2 separate regions of the Homo sapiens genome follow, and region 2 is linked to region 1. Evidence: read pairs that join two places in POLR2A ChIA-PET (ENCODE). Cell type or tissue: Panc1. All regions are shown on one strand. Each heading gives the region's core, and the rest is flanking DNA. Links, peaks and the distances in the headings are about the cores only.

Region 1 (10,741 bases), core at 1,916-9,915:
GTAAATAAAAGCTGGCACATCCATTTCATTTGTGGAATATTACTTATGATCTATTCCATAATTTTATTTATGGAATATTTTTGGACTGTTATTCAACAGTAAAAAGGAATGAGGTACTTAATACATGTGACAGCATGGATGAACCTTGAAAACATTATGTTCAGTGAAAGAAGCCAGACACAAAAGACCACAGATTGTATGATTCCATTTGTATGTAATGTCCACAAGAGACAAATCCATAGAGACAGCGTAGATGAGTGGGCCTGCGGGTGGGGTTGGGAGTAAATTGGGAGTAGCTGCTAATGGGTGTGGAGTTTTCTGGGGGGTGCTGAAAATGTTCTAAAATTGTGATGATGGTTGCACCCCTCCGAATATACTAAAAACCCCTGAATTGTGCACTTTAAATGGGTGAATTATATGATATGTGAATTACATCTCAATAAAGCTGGTAATAACTTAAAAAGGGGGGGGCTCAGGGTGGAGAGTGGGAAAGGGGTGGAAGCCTCTATCTCTCAGGCCTCTAAGATTCCAACCTCTGGTTCCACAGAAATCTCATGCTCATTTTGTGAAAGAAGCGAAGACAATCTCCTGCCAACCATGGTCAACATAGAGAGCCCCAGGGCCAGGCTGCCTGTGTCTGTATGCCAGCCCACCCCTTGAGAGCTGTGTGACCTTGGGCTAGTGACTAATTTTTAACCTCTGGGTTCTTTGCTAGGGCTCACAATAGTTCTTCTTTTATGGATTGTTGAGAGGAAGCACCGAGGTGACATAGCTAAGCCTTTTGCCTGGTGCCTGGCACACAGTAGGTACACAATAGATGCAGCCAGGGCGATTGCTACTCTACAAGGCACCTTTGTGCAAATTAAAAAAAGGCCTCCTCCAGGTGGATACATATGAAAAGGCTTCTGTCCTGGCCAGAAGCAGCCCCTCTCCTACTAGCGGCTCTGTGAGAACGACGCGGGCTGGGGCCCATTCACCTGCCCATCGGCTGGTGCCTTGTGCATGTATGATCTGCACATCCCTGCTTGGCAGCCCTGGTGGTAGCTTGCTTTCTTCTTCCTCTTAGCTACCACTTGTCAATACTCTGTGGCTGAAGCTTCCCCATAAGAAAGACCTAACATCCCCACATTGGGGCTCAACACACCTGCTCTTCTTTTCAATCTAGCAATAAACCAGATAGATGTATTTAATGTGTGCTTAACAATGTGTCCAGCACCATAGGGACTTTCAGAGGAGGATATTACAAGTCCTGCCATTGAGATACCTAGAATTTAGTTGGGGCTATTAGATTCAGACATCTGGAATAATCTGAGAACAATGCAATAATCTGAGTATAGAAATGAGGTGTCGAGGCTGGGCACGGTGGTTCACGCCTGCAGTCCCAGGACTTGGGGAGGCCGAAGTGGGTGGATCACCGGAGGTTGGGAGTTTGAGACCAGCCTGGCCAACATGGTGAAACCCCGTCTCTACTAAAAGTACAAAAATTAGCCAGGCGTGGTGGCGCATGCCTGTAATCCCAGCTACTCGGGAGGCTGAGGCAGGAGAATCGCTTGAACCTGTGAGGCGGAGGTTGCAGTGAGTCAGGATCGCGCCACTGCACTCCAGTCTGGGTGACGGAGGCAGACTCCGTCTCACAGAGAGAGAGAAAAAAAAAAGGAATGAGGTGTGGAGGAAGAAATCCCAGCTGTCGAATCAGACAGACTTGGGTTCAAATTCTGTCCTGCTACCCAGGAGCTAGATGGTCCCAGGCAAGCTGCTCATTTTCTCTGGCTTCTGTTTACTCATCTGGAAAATGCAGCTATGAAGTATCCTACCAAGTGCAAAATATCCTACCAAGTGAGATTGCCATCAGAAATAGGATTTGGAAGCTTCCAGCACAGAGCCTGGTGCATAGTAGGCTCTTGAAAACTAGAGGTAATATTACTGTTTCAGGGAGAAGTACTAGGGTGGAGTACCCAGTGACCTTCTTATCTTGGCTCATGGCTCTCCATGCTTAAAATCCTCCCATGGTTGCATGGGACCCAAAGTCTGAATTTACCATGTCCTTCAAGGCTCATGCATGGGTCTTCAGACCACCACTTCCTTACTTCTTTGTTTCAGCCCCGTGTCTCGTGTCCTTGTGAGCACATGGAGAGTGTGTGTTGGACTATTTGTAGGCTCCATTCTTCCTTGTCTATTAGAAAGGCAGCAGGGCTGCTGTCTGTCTCACTCGTCACTGCAGCCCAGCCTGTAGCCCAGTGCTAGGCATCTAGTGGGTGCTCAGTAAGAATGAATGAATGATTGAATGAACAATTGCGGGAAGAAGCACCAGCAATCCTGAGAAGGGAGAGGTCTGTGAAGGCGGGAGTCAGCAGGGAAGGCCCTGGGGCTCCATCCTCCTCCTTCTCTGGGTCACGCTTCCCCTTAGCATTGTATGCACAGCATTGCCAGGTGCTTCTCAGTGACAGCAGCTGGAGAGGTGGCTCAAGCCCATCCCAAACCCATTTCCCACTCTTGGAGGCTGCTCCAGGCGGGTAGTTTTTCAGAGCTCAGCAGCCTCCTCAGGCTGCTCTCACACTGGCCTGGCTTCGTTCAGAGTCCAGCCCTCCATCTGAGAAGCCCAGGTAATCAGCTCTGCAGAGTGTGCAAGGTTTAGATGCAAAATGCATCTGCAAGGTTTTCAAAACATTTTTTTCTGGGTTGTAAATCAAGTACTTTAAGTATTGCAAACCGGCTGGGGTGCGGAGTTAATGTATGTCTTGAAAAAACACCATCATGATTTGCCTTTTAAATTTGAGAAAAGAATTCCACTTCCCTTACTTTTATTAGAGATATGGAGATCTCCAGGGGGAAGGCGCTAAGTGGAGGCTGTGGTAGGTGTTAGCTCCTTCCCTGGAAGGGCGGGGAATGGTGAGTGGCTTAGGGCTCAACTTTCGTCTGTTTGGCTGAAGGGCAATTTCCCTGTTTAAAAAAGGTAGCAGCTGCTTCTCTTAGTTATCTCCAGCGGGACCCCATTCACTTTTGTCTGTGTCAGGCTCACGGGCCACAAAGGTGCTTGATTGCAGCAGGTTCAAACGAAGCCTTGCTGGCTGCTGCCATTTCACTATGAACTGGGCTCAGCTCACGAGTGGTTCACCCCAACTGCCAGAGGTCACTCATGTCCCAGTCTTCTACAGGATCATGGAAGGGAAGTGGACCGTCCAATCTATACATCAAAAAGGGAAGCGGGAGTGGTGGCTCATTCCTGTAAATCCCAGCACTTTGAGAGGCCGAGGTGGGTGGATTATTTGAGGTTAGGAGTTCAAGACCAGCCTGAACAACATGGCAAAACCCTGTCTCTACTAAAAATACAAAATTGGCTGGGCACAGTGGCGCACACCAGTAATCCCAACTACTCAGTAGGCTGAGGCAGGAGAATCGCTTGAACCCGGGAGGCGGAGGTTGCAGTGAGAGAAGATTGCACAATTGCACTCCAGCCTAGGCAACAGAACGAGTCTCTGTGTCAAAAAAAAAAAAAAAGAAAAAGAAAAGAGAGAATTTGGAGCTAGGCTTCCTGGGTTTGAAAGAACATGAACCTCCAATGTAACCTTGAGATAATCAACTGTGACTCGGTTTCTTCGTCTGTGAAATGGGAGTTGCAGTGTTAACAAATTGTATGTCGAGTTCTTAGAAAAGTGTGTCGCCCACAGTGAATGGTCCATAAATCTAAGTTTTGGAAGGAGGCCTCTTTGGAAAGGCAGGATGGGGTCTTGGTCCTGTCTGTCCCTGCAGCAGCCTGGGCACGGGGCATTGCACACAGTAGGTGCTGCTGTGTCGAGCACACTTGCTTCACTTGTAAATTGAGGGCCTGAGACAAAAATGTCCTTAAGGGTCCCTTCCAGCTCGTAGGAAGAGAATCCTAGGATTCACTGAAAGGCTGCATTTCCTATTGCTTGTTTTTTGGCAGAAGGGCTCCTTGCTGGGGAAAGCAGGAAGTATCTTCAATTCTCATACACACTTTGCAAGTGTACGGAGAGTCTCCCTGTGTAGACTGTCAGCCTATGTTTAGGGAGGTCTGCTCGCCTTCCCTGCTCTCTGGTTCTGTGGGATGCAAATACATTCTATTCAGCTCAAGGCAGCCAAGGCTTTCTGAAACACGTGTATGAGGTGGCTTCTGAACTAGACTCTATGTGAGACAGAAAATGTTCACCCATGCTGGGTGTGGTTGCTTCTGCCTGTAATCCTACACTTTGGGAGGCAGGGGGATCACTTGAGGCCAGGAGCTCTAGATCAGCCTGGTCAACACAGTGAGACTCCCTCATCTCTACAAAAAAATTGAAAAGTTAGCTGGGCATAGTGGCCTGCGTCTGTAGTCCTGGCTACTTGGGGGGCCAAGATGGGAGGATTGCTTGAGCCCAGGAGTTGGAGGCCACAGTGATCTACGATCACACCACTGCACTCCAGCCTGGGCAACAGAGCAAGAACTTGTCTCAAATAAAAGAAAATAAAAAGAAAATGCTCATCCTCAAAGAACCTCTCAGTTTTCTCATCTGTAAAATGGGTTGGTAATAGAACTTAACTCCTAGGTTGTCACAAGGACTCATGGACCACACACACTCTGAGAACAGTGCCTGACATGAAGCCACTTGTCAAGCAGTGTTATTTGTTATTATTTGTGATTCAGAGGAGGGTAAGCTCATGTTCTGCTGGGCAGCTCAGAGGAATCTTTGCTCATTCCTTAGATGCTTAGACTTTAAAGGGGCTTTGCTTTTGGTCCCAGTGAGGCCAGAGGCTCCTGGCTGCCTCTGCTCTCAGGATCTCCCTGTGGACACCACTTATTCTTCCCAAGGCTTTAGCAGTGATTGGGCACATTGAGCACCCAGGAGAGCTTGGCTTCTTGATCCTGGATGACAGGTAGGCTAGAGGCAAGATTCCAGGGATGAGGAAAAGACTTAAGAGAGCCCTGTCCCCAGGGGAAGGGCTGTTTTTGCAGTCTCACTTAGAGGGAAGAATTGACTCATATGTTTACTACTATTTCATCCTTGAAGATGAACAAATAAAGCTAACCTTTACTGAGCACTTTGCCAGGCTCTGTGCTGAGTAATTTGCCTGTGTCATCTCACTGAATTCTTAGAACCATTCTATGAGATAGATGCTGTCACCTGACTTTGCCCAGAGGTAACTGAGGCCCAGGGCCCCACTGTTTGTAACTTGGGGATGATGGCAGGAATACAACCCATGTCTGTCTGAGCTCGAAATTATGAGCCTAGACTGCTTCCCAAGAAAGAGTAGAAATATCTCTGTCATTTTTTCTTGTGGCAGGTGTTCCCTTCTGCCTCTCCCAGGTAGCTGGTTTAAAAATATTTATTCAAATAGCACTGTGCTAGGCACTGGGGGAGGCAACAGGGAGTAAGATATTGCCCCGTTGAGTTCACCCACCTCTTGATTCTAGAATGTGCATCTAACCCTGACATTTGAAGATCTTCAGTCTTTGTGGTCCACATTTATCCCTCCTTGCTGGTCCTTTTAAGGAGACTGATTTCTTGTTGTATTTATTTTTCTTCTTTAATCTCTCAGAATTTTATTACTTTCTATCAAACACATCCGTTAGGCAGCCTTGGCTTTCTCAGTATCAATTAAGACAGATGCCAGCAAACCTTAGAAGCTCTCAGTGGTCCTTGAGGCAAGATAATTACCTTGTGTGATTCTTAGTAGATTTGATAGTGAACTCTTTCTTCCATTAGCAGAAGGCATGCAGGGGGGAGACTAATGGTCTGTGTCTCTGGTGAGCTCAAAGCCCAGCCGTGAACGTGTTTGCCTGGAAAGACAGGGCAGTGATGTGCTTGCTGCTCTGGGAAGAACCTCATTTTTCATCATCCTCATGGTTAGTGGGTATCTGTTTTTCAGGCAGGACCAAATGGAACACTGAGGGAGGAAATGAATGAGTGTGTGGGCGTGAAGCAGGTAGTAGAGATCCTGGAGAGGAGAAAAATGAAGTGGAAATCTCCACTTATTTGGTTGTGTAGGAAGGTCCAGAGCAGAGGGAGCATTTTTCCCTTAACAACCCTCATAGCAGGAATCATTGAGTGATCAGTGTGTGCCAGGCACTATTCTAACTATTTACGTGCTTTTTCGCCTTTGAACCTGTATTATTATCACATTCATTTCATAGATGAGGAGGCAGAGGCTTAGAGGAAGTCCAATGACTTGCCCAAAGTCACAGAGCCAGGATCACAGGATGTAGGGCTGGACCGTCTGACTTCAGGGTTCATGATTACAACCACTGTTGGAGCCGGACTTAAAGCACAGAGAAGTTGCCTCCGTGCTTGGGAAAATAGCAATATGAAGAACTTAATTTCATGATCCCAGTCGTTCTATGTCTTACTCATTTATATGCTCCCAGTGCCTAGTTCAGTGCCTGGCACACAGTCAGAATGCAAGAAATATTTGTCAAATGGCTGTGGAGTGTTATGAGTCTAGGTATGTTGGGAGACTTGGCTGCTGGTTCCATCACTGCCACAACTTAAGCTGTGTGACCTTGGGCAAGACATGCCCCTCCATGGCTTCAGCTAACTTATCTGTAAGATGAGCGCTCTGGGCCAGATTTTTGTTTTAAAATTTATTATCCATTCAACAGATATTTATTTATTTATTTATTTATTTATTTATTTATTTATTGAGATGGAGTCTGGCTCTGTCGCCCAGGCTGGAGTGCAGTGGCGTGATCTCGGCTCATTGCAACCTCCACCTCCCGGGTTCAAGTGATTCTCCTGCCTCAACCTCCCGAGTAGCTGGGACTACAGGTGTGCACCACCATGCCTAGCTGATTTTTGTATTTTTAGTAGAGACGGGGCACAGGCTGGTCTCAAACTCCTAACCTCAGGCGATCCACCTGCCTCAGCCTCCTGTAGTGCTGGGGTTACAGTCATGAGCCACCACACCTGGCCATTTAACAGATATTTATTGATTGCATTTTCTGTGTGAGATACCACTCTGGATGGTAGGGAGACAGCCATGGTGAGACAGATGACGTTTCTGCTCCCTTCCTTGCAGCTTACATTCCAGCCGCTTCTAGAAACTGCATTTTGTGAATCTTCATGTCTTGCCCCAAAATTGTTTCAAAGTGGCAGTTGCTGAATTCTCTTCTGTTTGCCTTCCCCTACTAAAAGGCAAGCCAGGGCAGGGGTTTTCATCAGTTTTGCCTACTGATGTACCCCAAGTGCCTAGAACAGTGCTTGGCAAGTTAATATTGCTGATGTGCATGCATGCATGAATGATTGCAATATCTCCTCTGCTAATGAGATCCCAGGATATAAAAATTCTAGGGCTGAAGCCTAAGAAAAAATTAAGGAGCAAAAATCAAATTTTCCAGGAAAAAATCCCATTTTCCAGGAAAAATACTGTCTTTATAAAGGCAAGAACAGTTGAGATTGGGATGGTTTATTATTATTCCTGCTAGTTGAGGGATTAGGGAATCAGGCAGGATTCCTTACTTTTTCATCTGGTGATGCTTTTTGCAAACCGCAGAGAAAACAAAACAAAAACAAAAACTCTTCCTTTCCCCCAACCCCTTTGCTTCAAGCAGAAAAAGCACTTGCTTCTTAAAACAGCTCATGAAGGAAAAAATTATAACGAATATTTTGCATTTCTCTGGTGGCGGCACAGTCTGAATTCCATTCAGCCCCACAATGAGTTCTAATTTTATGAAATGTTTGGATTAGCCACCAATTTTCCGGTGGAATTTAGGAGGCTTGTACTCGTACTTACGCTTGAAGCAAAGAAATCTCATAAAATCCTTGCAGTGTCTCGGGCCCAGTGGGACGTTGTAGCCAAGGACAAAATGACCATCAGCAGAATGACGGGGAGGAAAGAGATCTCTTTGGCAGCTGTGGCCTGGCTTTGCAGATGGTGGTGTGATCCTGAGCTGCAGTCTCTGGGGCTTGGCCGGGCTGCATACCATTTTCAACTGATCATGGGCTATAAAAATTCCAGCCCAAGCACAATGCCTCGTACCTGACCTTGTTCTTTCAATTCCCAGAGCCAGAGAACATTAGGGCATCTGGTAATTGGGTGAGAGGCATTTGATATAGCACATGGTGCTCTGTCTTCCCCTCCTCATAGCTCATGTTGCCTTTTGTTGTAATTTCCAGCTCACATATCTGCCTCTTTGCCTCTCGACCTGCACTGTCTAATATGGGCACATATGGCTATTAAAGTTAAAATTAATTATAATTAAATAAAACATTCAGTCCCTCGGTGGCACCAGCCACATTTCAAGTGCCCAGTAGCCCCATGTGGCTAGTGGCTATCATGGGATGTTGCAGAATAGATCATTTCCACTATCATAGAAAGTTCTGCTGGGCAGGACTAGTGCTGCTCTAGACACTAGGTTGAATGAGGACATGGCACACACTTGGCCCCTTACCTTGCTTTATTAGCTCCATAGCACACATTATGATCTATAAAGTATTATGTCTCTGAGCAACCTCGTTCATCACATTTTTTGTATCTCCGGTGTCTAGAACAGTTCCTGGTATGCACTAAGCACCCAGTAACGATTTTCAGAATGAATGAAATTGCCTGAATCAGCATTGCTTTGCATGAGCCTAACACATAGTGAGTCTTCAAACAAATGGAACAAATACTTCTAGAGGTGAAACCATGTAATGGATTCATCTGATATTTGTCGAGCATGGACTACAGGTTGGGCGTTATGCGAGGCTCTGGGTATATAGTGATGAGCAAACAAACAGATCCTCTGGGTGAGGAGCTTATTCAGTCCAGTGGCTCTTAAATTTTCAGGGATGTGGGAATCTCCTAGGTGCACCTGTTAAAATATACCATCCTTGGCACTGACCTCAGAGAGTCTGATTCTGATTCAACAGGGTTGGAGTGGGACTTGGGGACACCCGAGTATCTTCTGCATTTTAACCAAGCAACTCAAGTGAATGTGATGGGGGAAGTCCATGGTCTTTATTTTGAGAACACAGCTCTGGACAATGGGAAGCTAGTTGCTGTATTCATTTGGGGATACACCACACCATTTTCTCTCGTCTATACCTTCTCTTGTGATAAATGGAGGGCTCCTATTTGGGCCTGAAACTTGAGGTTTCTTTTCTTGTTATCCAATCATGGAGTAATAATAATGGCAAACAATTACATAGCAGCAATTACATGCCAGGCGATAGTCTAAGCATGTCAGTCACTGACCTGAATTCATCCCCATGGTAACCCTAAGAGGTGAACACCATTATCATCCCCATTTTTCAGGCGGATAAACAGGCACAGAAAACTAAGTCACTTGCCCATGTTTACACTCCTTGTAAGATCTGAAAATCCTGAACTGCTGTGATACTGCCGCTCATGGCCACTGGACTTGGGGCAGCTGCCTCCTGAATGCCCAGTGTGCCTTTTTATCCTTTTCTGCTAGTTGCTTGGAATCAAAGTTCCAGTATACTTATGAAATGCCTGTTTAGGGGATTACCACGTGTGGATGTTATGAGCACTGTTGGTCTACAAATATCCACCCCTGCCCCCAAGGAGCTTAACTGTTCAATGGACATTCCCTTGGGCCTACTGTGCACCAGCCCTGTGTAGTACACCCAGGCATAAGACTTGCACTTGGTCTAATGGAGGAGACAGAGGCACAGGCAAAGAGTTTCTGAGAAAGTGTCGCACACAAGATAGGTTTTCTTCTAGATGAGAAAAGCAAAGAAAATCTTTAAGATTGGGTTTTCCTCACTTTTGCTACTTGTGACTCAGTTTTTACATAGTTTTGCTGTTTCACCCAGTAGGGGTGTGTGCATGTGTGTGTGTTTTGTGTGTGTAGGGATCCACCAACCCGTTCTGTCAGCACTCTTGTTCATACCTGCTTTTCAGGAGGGATGTTCCTCCCTCCCCACACCCCCCCACCTTTTTTTTTCCCGAGACAGGGTCTCGCTCTGTACCCCAGGCTGGAATGTGGTGGCACAGTCTCGGCACACTGTAACCTCTGCCTCCTGAGTTCAAGTGCTTCCAGTGCCTCAGCCACCCAAGTAGCTGGGATTGCAGGCACCCGCCACCATGCCCAGCTAATTTTTGTATTTTTAGTAGAGATGGGGTTTTGCCTTGTTGGCCAGGGTGGTCTTGAATGCTTGGCCTCAAGTGATCTGCTGGCCTTGGCCTCCCAAAGTGCTGGGATTACAGGTGTGGGCTACCACGCCCAGCCTCCCACCCTTTTTTAACCACTTAGAAAGACAGGAGACCCCTTAGAACTGAGAGCTGCTTCGAACTCCTGACCCACGTGGGAGAACCTTGAAAAGAGAAGCGTGAAATGAGGAGGGGTTAACATTTAGAAACCACCTTGTGTGTGCCTTCTGCAAGATACACTAAGTGATGCAGTTTACATACATTATCTTGTACCGTCTTCACAGCAACTCTGTGACGGGGAGTGATGATCGTCCTCACTTTAGGGTTAAAGAAACCGATGCTCAGACAGAAGGGCTGATCTGCTCAAGAAAGCAAGAGAGCATTGGAGTTAAAAGCTCGGGTCTGCCTGACCCCGCTGTGGGTTCTTTCCGCTATGTGGCTAGTTCTCAGGCCTGGCTGAGCATGAGAATCACCTGGGATCTTTTCAAAACACTGATGTCTGGACTTTACCCCAGGCTAACTAAAGGAGGCTGCCTGGGGAAGGAACTCAGGTATCAGTATTTTTAAACAGACCCGTAGGTCACTGTAATGCACTGCTAGGGCTGAGAGCCACTGGCTAGAGCATGCTGACAGCAGAAGTTCAAGGGTCTGCTCT
Region 2 (10,741 bases), core at 1,294-9,293, 89 kb before region 1:
GTCCCATGCTGTATAGGTTGCAGTCTAGGAGCAATGGGCCATAACATATAGCCTGGGTGTGTAGTAGGCTATGCTGTCTAGGTTTGTGTATGAACTCTGTGATATTCTCACAATGACAAAATCACCTAACCACACATCACATTTCTCAGGATTTGTCTCCATTGTTAAGTGATACACGACTGTGTATCATTCCTTTGTTTACAGTCTGGCTTGTGTTGCTCTGACGGTAAAGTTAAAAATCACATTGCAGTCCCTCAGTTTTCACTAGAAGCACTTTCAGTTCCCCACCAATGCAAAACTGCTTACCACCTTGGCATCTTGGCACAACCTAGTCCCTCTGCCTAGAATGCCCTTCCTATTACCCACCTTCACTTGGCTAACACCAGGTCATCTTTTTGATCTCAGCTGAAATGCTGCATGTGAATAAGGCTTCCTTGCCTCTCCAGGCTAAGTCAGGTTTTTCTAATACGTGGCCTGCTGGCATTCTGGATTTCTCTATCTCAGCTCTCATCAAAATTGCAATTAATTATTACTATATTTCCTTGACTTTCTGATATGTGTATATGTTTCTAAACACCTAACATCTCTGAAGTTGGGATGCATCTTATAATTGAAGGCATCTCAGAAGTATCATTGGTAGTGTTTTTTTTAGTGGCATATAAACTAATGGTGCAATTTATGAGCAATGGCATCTTAGATTTGATGAACTGTGGTAATTATATAGTTACGTGTTTGCCTAGTTCATCTACTAGGCTGTAAGTTGTGTCTGTCTTGATGAGAGCTCTATCCCCAGCACTACTATAGTGCCTTGCACATAGCAAGCACCCAGTAAAGATTTGTGTGTGTATATATACATATATATACATTATATATATGTAACACAGACGAGTGTATGCCAGAAAATTCCCTAAGAAAATAAATGAAAAACTCATATTTTGACTTCTACTTCTGGCCAAGGTGGAATAACAGCAGGGGATTTACCCACTCTTCTGAAAAAAGTAAGAAATTGGATCAAATATATGAAACAATGATTCTCAAGATACTGATCACTAGGCAATGAAGGACAGCGATCTTTGAGAGAAGAGAAGCAAATGAAATGAGTGCTATAGCTGCCCTAGCTTGTTGCCTGGAGAGGAATATGTTGCCCAACTGAGGAGAGTTGGGCAACCCAGGCTGTGGTGCAGGGAGGGAGATCCCAGGTGGATTCTGGCAGTCTCCCTGAGTTGAAGAGGCAAAGCCAGGAGCCTGGTGAGGCCAACATGGCTAGAGGTTACAGGACAGAGAACTGCAGAGGAGATAGAACTCTGAGATCTGCAGATGGTCTCCCTCCAATCTTCAATAGAGTACCCATCAGCACATGTGTTTTAGAAAACTATCCAAGGCTGGAGAAAGAATGACTTAAAAGGATGAGAGTCTGGGCGCAGTGGCTCACGCCTGTAATCCCAGCACTTTGGGAGGCTGAGGTGGGCAGATCACTTGAAGTGAGGAGTTCAAGACCAGCCTGGCCAACATGGTGAGACCCTGTCTCTACTAAAAATACAAAAATTAGCCAGGCATGATGGCATGCACCTGTAATCCCAGCTACTCGAGAGGCTGAGGCAAGAGAATCACCTGAATGCGGGAGGCAGAGGTTGCAGTGAGCCAAGATCGCACTGCTGCACTCCAGCCTGGGTGATAGAGTGAAACTCTATCTCAAAAACAAACAAACAAACAAACAAAGAACGAAAGGCCATAATTCTCAGAGCTCACATAGGGTTAGGATTCTGTTCCCACCAGTAAAAGTGAAAACCTCAAAACCTCATACTTCACAGTACATTAGGCAGAGGACTCAGATGTAGGGAAAATTAGCCTCAAACAAAACTGCTCTGGTCCTGCTCAATAAAGTTTAACAGCAAGACTTGAAAACATCATACTGTCTCCGGGTAACTTCACACTGTCCAAGAACAAAGTTCGAGAATATTTATAATAATACAAAAACTGTACAAAATTTTACCCAAAAAGGTAAATTTCACAATGTTAGGCTGATGCAAAACATCAGCAAAATGCAACCCATAATGAAGAGAAAATTCAATCAATTAGAACTGACCTAGGAGTGACACAGATGTTAAGAGCTATAGGCAAGGATGTTAAAATAATTATTATAAATGTATTCCATGTGTTCTAGAAGCTAGAGGAAATATTGAACATGGTAAGTAGAGATATGGAAGTTATAAAAATGACCCAAGTCAAACTTCTAGAGGTGAAAACAATGATGTTCAAGATGGTACTAATGGCAGGTTAAACATTTGAGAAAAAAGATTAATAAACTTGAAGACATAACAGTGGAAATTACTGGAAATGAAACATTGAAAAAAACCCAGAACGAACAGCATTAGTGAGCTGTGGCAAAACTGCAAGTAGCCAAATATACATGTAATTGGAATCTCTGAAGCAGAGGGGAGAGCAGGAAAATATTTGAAGAAATAATGGCAGACATTTTTCAAATGTGATGAAAGATATAAACCCACAGATCCAAGATGCTTGCTAATCCCAAGAAACATGAAGAAAATTACACTAAGATACATCATGATTCAATTGCTTAAAACAGGTCACAAGTAGAGAATATTAAAAGCAACCAGAGGGAGAAAAACACATTTTCTACCAAAGAGAAGACGGCAGATATCTTGTTGGAAATGATGTAAGGTAGAAGAAAATTGGGCAATATATCTAAAATATTGACAGAAAAACCGTCAACTCATTTCAAAAATGAAGGCAAAATAAAGCTGAAAGAATTTATTAATATCACCAGCCAATTTGTACTAAGAAATATTAGGCTGGGTGTACTGGCTCACACACTTGTAATCCCGGTGTTTTGGGATGCAAAGGCAGGAGGATGGCTTGAGCCCAGGAGTTCAAGACCAGCCTCAGCAAGATGGCGAAACCCCATCTCTAAAAACAAAACAAAACAAAACAAAAAAACAAAAATTACTCAGGCATGGTGGCATGCACCTGTGGTCTCAGCTACTTGGGAGGCTGAGGTGGGAGGATCTTGAGCCCAGGAGGTAGAGGCTGTAGTGAGCCATGATCACAGCACTGTACTCCAGCCTGGGCAATAGAGTGAGACCCTGCTTCAAAAAAAAAAAAAAAAGAAAGAAAAAGAAAAAGAAATATTAAAGGAAGTCTTCCAGACAGAAGCAAAATGCTACTAGGTAGACATTTGAATCTATGTAAGAGAATGAAGAGCCTCAGAATTGTTAATTATGTTGAGTAAAAATTCTCATTATTTAAATTCTGTAAACTATAATTGACTTTAAATTTACAAAGTAACAAACTATTGTGGAGCTTATAACATGTATAGAAATAAAATATATGAGAACGAGAACACAGAAAGGGAGGAATTGCAAAATAGGATAGTTGTACAATTCTTAGATGTGAAGCAGCATTATATACTTGAAGGTAGACTGTGAGTTAAAGATGTATGTTATACATCACACACCAGGGCCTGTCGGGGGGTTGGGGGCAAGGGGAGGGAGAGCACTAGGAGAAATACCTAATGTAGATGACGGGTTGATGGGTGCAGCAAACCATCATGGCACGTGTATACCTTTGTAACAAACCTGCATGCTCTGCACATGTACCCCAGAACTTAAAGTATAATAGTAAAAAAGATGTATGTTATGAACCCTAGAAAATCCACCAAAATTGCAAACCAAAGTTATAGCTAATAAACCACCATGGAAGATAAAATGCAAAGGGGTGGAAAGGAGGGATTCCAAGAGAGTAGGAGAAAATTTTCGGGAGAGACAGACATGGTCATTGTATTATTGTGGTGCTGATTTCATGGGTGTAGACATATGTCAGAACTGACTAAATTCTACACCTGAAACATACGCCCTTTATTGTCTGCCAGTTGTACTTGAGGAAAGCTGTTAACAAAAATATTTCTTGATGGGAGGATTATGCATCACTTTTATTTTTGCTATCCTTTTCTGTGTTTTCTAGCATGAAAATGAGAAAGATAAAGCCAATCAGTCTGTTTTCATAAAGCCACTACTTCTAACCCTTCCTTTTGTCATTCTTTTCCTTTCATTATAGAAAAACCACAAAATTCTCCTGTTTTTCACACTTTTTCCTCTTCTCTGTCTCTAATCCACTCAGCCAAAGATTACCAGCTTCATTATTCTAACATGTTCCTTTCCTGCATCTCTCCCTGGCTACCTGTCACCTACCATGTAGCTGAGGTCTCAGACCCTTAGCGGGGTATATAACACTCTCAGTCTGGCAGCTTCCTCCATGTGGTCTGGTTAGCCTACTCCAGTGGGCACATTTTGGTGCTTAGAGGCTTGCTTGGGACTTGGGTTTTACTTCTCCAGGGTACCATTTGCCTGGGCCTCTGTTCATTAGGAGGGGGCTGCAGAAGGAAAGAAAAAGCAAGAGGCTAGGGAGCAGCTCCTCACTGTCCTGAATCCAGCAGTCTTTCCACTGAGCCTGGGGGACTCAGCCATGGAGGGTGAGCTAGGAAGAGGGAGACCCCCGCATCTTAAGTGTCCCAGAAAAGAGAAGACCTTGAGCTGAAGTGAGCTACACACAACACTGATCTCTCAGGATTTGTCAGCATTTAAGGGGTGTGTGTGTGTGTGTGTGTGTGTGTGCGCGCGCGCGCCTGCGCGCGCGTGTATCTTTCTCCCAGCCATAAATTCTAAACAATAATATGTATACCCCCAACACTAATAGTTTCTTTCTCAACCTCCCCTCCTCTCCCCTCCCCTCCCCTCCTCTCCTGTCCTCTCCTTTCTCTCCATTCTTCTTTTTCCATCTCCACTGGCTTCCACCAACCCACCCTCCCTTCTCCTTGCACAAGTCTCTCCCCCTTTTATTATCACTATATCTTGGGCTGCGTTTTCACAGCACATGGTCTTGAAAAGTGCCCAGCTGACTTGAGGGCTCCCTTGTGATGCTGTTTCCAACAGGTGTGTCCTATTAAGCTTTGCCCCAGCCCCAGCCTTAGCCCCTGGCTCCCATCTCTGCCCTGGCCACCTGCAATGGCCCACTTCCCCACCTAACCTCAGCTTTTGCAGAGCACGGGAGAGGGCTACCTTTAGCAGGTGTGCTCCTGGCTACACGTCTGGCTGCCAAAATCAATGCTCCTCATGCCAGGCAAGAGCTCTCCGCATGGTAGAATGTTTATGGAACTTTTCCGCAGAAAAATCTGGAGCCAAGCAGTTTGAAACAACAGGGAGGGATCCCGAAAAACATTTTTTTTTGCACTTTCTCCAAGGAACTTTCTCAGAAAGCAAAGGCAAATTGCATTGTTTATGGGGGAAAAAAACACAAGACACCAACAATAACACAGGGTAATTACAGACGATGGAGCGAAATGCTGTCAGCGACCACTGGAAGAAGGCTGGCTTTTTTTTCCTTAGTATTCTTCATGTTGGATGCAAAATAGCCACGGCTGTGCTAAATTCCTGCGGATGGTGCGTTTCTGCCAGGATGGATCTGGTTGGGACAAAATCTTTGGTTCTGAGTAAGGGTGGAAAGCATAATAAGTGTTTGTTGGAAAGATTGGAAATTCCTTGACCTTCTCCAGGCTCTGGATCTCCCAGGGAGCTGTGAATGGGAAGCTCCCAGTTTAGTTTCTGTGACAGCTGGGTCTCGTCTAATGAAGTTTCAGGGACCCTTGACCTCTGGGTAGTGAAGTCTTGGGTTTACACTGCTCCCCTCTGCTAGAGCATGGACTACCAGCTGACCTGCCGAGTCACTCACCTTAAATGTTAGCAGTAGCTATGGGGTGTGTGTGTGTGTGTGAGAGAGAGAGAGAGAAAGCAAGCAGGCAGAGTGTGACTTTTTTTTTTTTTGAGACAGAGTCTCTGTTACCCAGGCTAAAGTGCAGTGGCATGATCTTGGCTCACTGCAACCTCTGCCTCCTGGGTTCAAGCAATTCTCCTGCCTGTCAGCCTCCCATGTAGCTGGGATTATGGGCGCCCACCACCATGCCTGGCTAATTTTTGTATTTTTAGTAAAGATGAGGTTTCATTATGTTAGCCAGCGTGGTCTCGAACTCCTGACCTCAAGTCATTTGCCCGCCTCGGCCTCCCAAAGTGCTGGGATTACAGGTGTGAGCCACTGCTCCCGGCCAGAGAGTGACTTTTTTTTTTTTTGGAGACGGAGTCTTGCTCTGTCACCCAGGCTGGAGTGCAGTGGCATGATCTCTGCTCACTGCAACCTCTGCCTCCCAGCTTCAAGCAATTCTCCTGCCTCAGCCCCCTGAGTAGCTGGGATTACAGGCCGCGCACCCGGCCACGCCTGGCTAATTTTTGTATTTATAGTAGAGATGGGGTTTCACTATGTTGGTAAGGCTGGTCTGGAACTCCTGACCTTGAGATCTGCCCACCTCGGCCTCCTAAAGTGCTGGGATTACAGGGGTGAACCACCGCACCCGGCTGAGAGTGACTTTTAAAGACCTTTCACAGAACAGCCTTGTATCAGTTTCCTCTGGCTGCTGTGACTAATTATCACAAACTTAGTGCCTTACATCAACACAAATTTTATTCTCTCACAGTTCTGGAAGTCAGAGTTCAAGATCGTCTCACTGGGCTGAAATCAAGGCGTTGGTAGGGCTGCATTCCTTCTGGAGGCTCTAGTGGAGAATCTGTTTCCTTGTGTTTTCCAGCTCCTAGAGTCACCCGCATTCCTTGGCCCCCCTCAGAGCTGGCAGTGCAGTATCTTCAGATCAACCTGGAGTCCCTCTGACACTTTGCTTTTCTCTTTGAAAATCCCTTTCTGACTCTTTTAAGGACCCTCATGAGGATCCTTGGACCCTTGGGCCCACCTGGATAACCCAGAATAATGTCCCCTTCTCAAGACTTTAACTTAATCACACATGCAAAGTCCTCTTTGCCATGTAAGGCAACATATTCACAGGCTTCAGGGATCAGGATGTGTACATCTTGCAGCGTGAGAGGGCCATTATTTTGTCTACTATTGGCTTCTTTGAAAGGCAGTTCTTTCAGTCATGTGGTGAGAACAGAGGGGACTTGCTTTAAATGGAAAAGACAGTGGCTGAGATGGGATTTGAATCCTAGCTTAGGACCCCCTGTTTTTCCACTGCACTAGGATTTGAAGGTGAACTTTTGAGGGATTCTTGCAATGCACATCATAGCCTTTTTGGAGAGGAAGCAATGAGATAAAATTCTAAGCCCAGAGGGTGTTGGAAGGACCAAATGAAAAATTGTAGAAACCATATATTGAGTTTGCTTTATGCAAAGACTATGGTTAAGTGGTAAAAGGCCTTACTTCACGGAATCATTCCCGGAACACAATACAGTGGGGGCAATTCTTAGCTCGTTTTTACAACTAAGAAGACCAAGACTAAGGGAGATTAAATAATTTGCCCAAGAAAGCAGTGAAACCAGGGTGCAAAATGAGGTCTGTCTGATGTCAAAGCCCACGTTCTTCATGACTGTGGTAAAGGGGGAGGACTCATAACACACTTTTCTGATAGGAGAAAATTCTACTGTTCCTTTTGATTTACCTGCAAGGCTAAGTTAATTCAATAACATTCAGAGGGGATTCAAGATGGCTGAATAGGAACAGCACCGGTCTGCAGCTCCCAGTGAGATGGACGCAGAAGGTGGGTGATTTCTGCATTTCCAACTGAGGTACGTGCTTCATTTCACTGGGACTGGTTGGACAGTGGGTGCAGCCCATGGAGGGTGAGCTGAAGCAGGGTGGGGCATTGCCTCACCTGGGAAGTGCAAAGGGTCGGGGAATTTTCTCCCCTACCCAAGGGAAGCCGTGAGGGTCTGAGCCTGAGGATCTCTGAGCCTGAGGATCTCTGGCACAGATACTGCACTTGTCCCACGGTCTTCACAACCACAAATCAGGAGATTCCCCTCCGGTGCCTACCCCACCAGGACCCTGGGTTTCAAGCACAAAACTGGGTGGCCAATTGGGCAGACACCGAACTAGCTGCAGGAGCTCTTTTTTTCCATGCCCCAGTGGCACCTGGAATGCCAGTAAGACAGAACTGTTCACTCCCCTGGAAAGGGGTACTGAAGCAAGGGAGCCAAGTGGTCTGGCTCGGTGGGTCCCACCCCCATGGAGCCCAGGAAACTAAGATCCACTGGCTTGAAATTCTCACTGCCAGCACAGAAGCAATCTGAGATCCACCTGGGACTTTTGAGCTTGGTGGGGGGAGCGGCATGCGCCATTGCTGAGGCTTGAGTAGGTGGTTTTACGGTCACAGTGTAAACAAAGCCGCTGGGAAGTTCGAACTGGGCAGAGCCCACGGCAGCTCAGCAAGACAGCTGTGGCCAGCCAGCCAGATTTCTCCTGTCTGGACAGGGCATTGCTGTAAAGAAGGCAGCAGCCCCAGTCAGGGGCTTATAGCAGATTTAAACATCCCTGCCTAACAGCTCTGAAGGGAGCAGTGGACCTCCCAGCACAGCGTTCAAGCTCTGCCAAGGGTCAGTCTGCCTCCTCAAGTGGGTCCCTGACCCCTGTGTATACTGACTGGGAGACACCTCACAGTAGGGGCCAACAGACACCTCATACAGGAGAGCTCTGATTGGCATCTGGCAGGTGCCCCTCTGGGTCGAAACTTCCAGAGGAAAGAACAGGCAGCAATCTTTGCTGCTCTGCAGCCTCCGCTGGTGATACTCAGGCAAACAGGGCCAGGAGTGGACCTCCAGCAAACTCCAGCAGACTGGCAGCAGAGGGGCATGACTGTTAGAAGGAAAAGAAACAAACAGAAAGGATTAGCAAGTCCACTCAAATACCCCATCCTAAGGTCACCAACATCAAAGACCAAAGGTAGAGAAATCCACAAAGATGGGGAAACACCAGCGCAAGAAGGCTGAAAATTCCCAAAACCAGAACACCTGTCCTCCTCCAAACGATCACAACTCCTCACCAGCAAGGGAACAAAACTGGATGGGGAATGAGTTTGATGAACTGACAGAAGTAGGCTTCAGCAGGTGGGTAAGAACAAACTCCTCGGAGCTAAAGGAGCATGTTTTAACCCAATGCAAGGAAGCTAAGAACCTTGAAAAAAGGATAGTTAAATTGCTAACTAGAATAACCGATGTAGAGAAGAACAAAAATGACCTGATGGAGTTGACAAACACAGCATGAGAACTTTGTGAAGAATACACAAGTATCAATAGCTGAATCAATCAAGTGGAAGAAAGGATATCAGAGATTGATGATCAACTTAATGAAATAGAGAAAACAAGATTAGAGAAAAAAGAATAAAAAGGAATGAACAAAGCCTCCAAGAAATATGGGACTATGTGAATAGACCAAATCTACATTTGATTGGTGTACCTGAAAGTGACAGGGAAAATGGAACCAAGTTGGAAAACACTCTTCAGGATATTATCCAGGAGAACTTCCCCGACCTAGCAAGACAGGCGAACATTCAAATTCAGGAAATACAGAGAACACCACAAAGATACTCCTCAAGAAGGGCAACCCCAAGACACGTAATCATCAGATTCACCAAAGTTGAAATGAAGGAAAAAGTGTTAAGGGCAGCCAAAGAGAAGGTCAGGTTACCCACAAAGGGAAGCCCATCAGACTAACAGTGGATCTCTCTGCAGAAACCTTGCAAGCCAGAAGAGAGTGGGGGCCAATATTCAACGTTCTCAAAGAAAAGAATTTTCAACCCAGAATTTCATAGCAAGCCAAACTAAGCTTCATAAGCGAAGGAGAAATAAAATCCTTTACAGACAAGCAAATGCTGAGGGATTTTGTCACCACCAGACCTGCCTTACGAGAGCTCTTGAAGGAACCACCAAACATGGAAAGGAACAACCAATACCAGCCACTGCAAAAACATACCAAATTGTAAAGAACATCGACACTATGAAGAAACCGCATTAACTAATGGGCAAAACAACCAGCTAGCATCATAATGACAGGATCAAATTCACACATAACAATATTAACCTTAAATGTAAATGGGCTAAATGCCCCAATTAAAAGACACAGACTGACAAATCGGATAAAGAGTGAAGCCCCATCAGTATTCAGGAGACCCATCTCACGTGCAGAGACACACATAGGGTCAAAATAAAGGGATGGAGGAATATTTGCCAAGCAATTGGAAAGAAAAAAAAAGCAGGAGTCGCAATCCTAATCTCTGATAAAACAGACTTTAAACCAACAAAGATCAAAAGAGACAAGGGCATTACATAATGGTAAAGGGATCAATACAGCAAGAAGAGATAACTATCCTAAATACATATGCACCCAATACAAGAGTACCCAGATTCATAAAGCAAGTTCTTAGAGACCTGCAGAGACTTAGACTCCCACACAGTAATAGTGGGAGACTTTAACACCCCACTGTCAATATTAGACAGATCAATGAGACAGAAAATTAACAAGCATATTCAGGGCTTGAACTCAGCTCTGGACCAAGCGGACCTTATAGACATCTACAGAACTCTCCACCCCAAATCAACAGAATATACATTCTTTTCAGCCCCTCATCACACTTATTCTAAAATTGACCACATAATTGGAAGTAGAATACTCCTCAGCAAATGCAAATTGACACCCTAACATCACAATTAAAAGAACTAGGGAAGCAACAGCAAACAAATTCAAAAGCTAGCAGAAGACATGAAATAACTAAGATCAGAGCAGAACTGAAGGAGACAGAGACACAAAAAACCCTTCAAAAAAAATCAATGCATCCAGGAGGTGGTTGTTTGAAAAGATTAACGGATAGACCAGTAGCCAGGCTAATAAAGAA

The links. Peaks named below come from ENCODE experiments on the same cell type or tissue, not always from the same donor. Only the 100,000 strongest peaks of a DNase experiment are listed, where the experiment ranks them.
Region 2: POLR2A ChIA-PET joins it to region 1 with 16 read pairs; 3 of 35 experiments call an interaction of 5 or more read pairs at or near these places.

The regions. Positions count from the first base shown.
Region 1 is chr12:106,120,892-106,131,632 of GRCh38, reverse strand. All of the region lies in intron 1 of NUAK1 (NUAK family kinase 1), which reads left to right. It overlaps LOC124903007 (a long non-coding RNA gene), which reads right to left and starts at 7,915. Exons shown (of 2, transcript XR_007063442.1): 1 at 7,726-7,915; 2 at 6,903-7,120. RefSeq lists a silencer at 1-2 and enhancers at 219-968, 969-1,718. In Panc1, for the core only: no CTCF peak of the experiment used is centred there; a DNase peak (open chromatin) is centred at 4,972; H3K4me3 peaks cover 508 bases; H3K27ac peaks cover 7,879 bases.
Region 2 is chr12:106,209,669-106,220,409 of GRCh38, reverse strand. No RefSeq gene overlaps it. Among named protein-coding and RNA genes, the nearest start is that of CKAP4, 33 kb to the left of the region's middle. RefSeq lists an enhancer at 7,749-8,249. In Panc1, for the core only: a CTCF peak has its summit at 7,014; no DNase peak of the experiment used is centred there; H3K27me3 peaks cover 232 bases.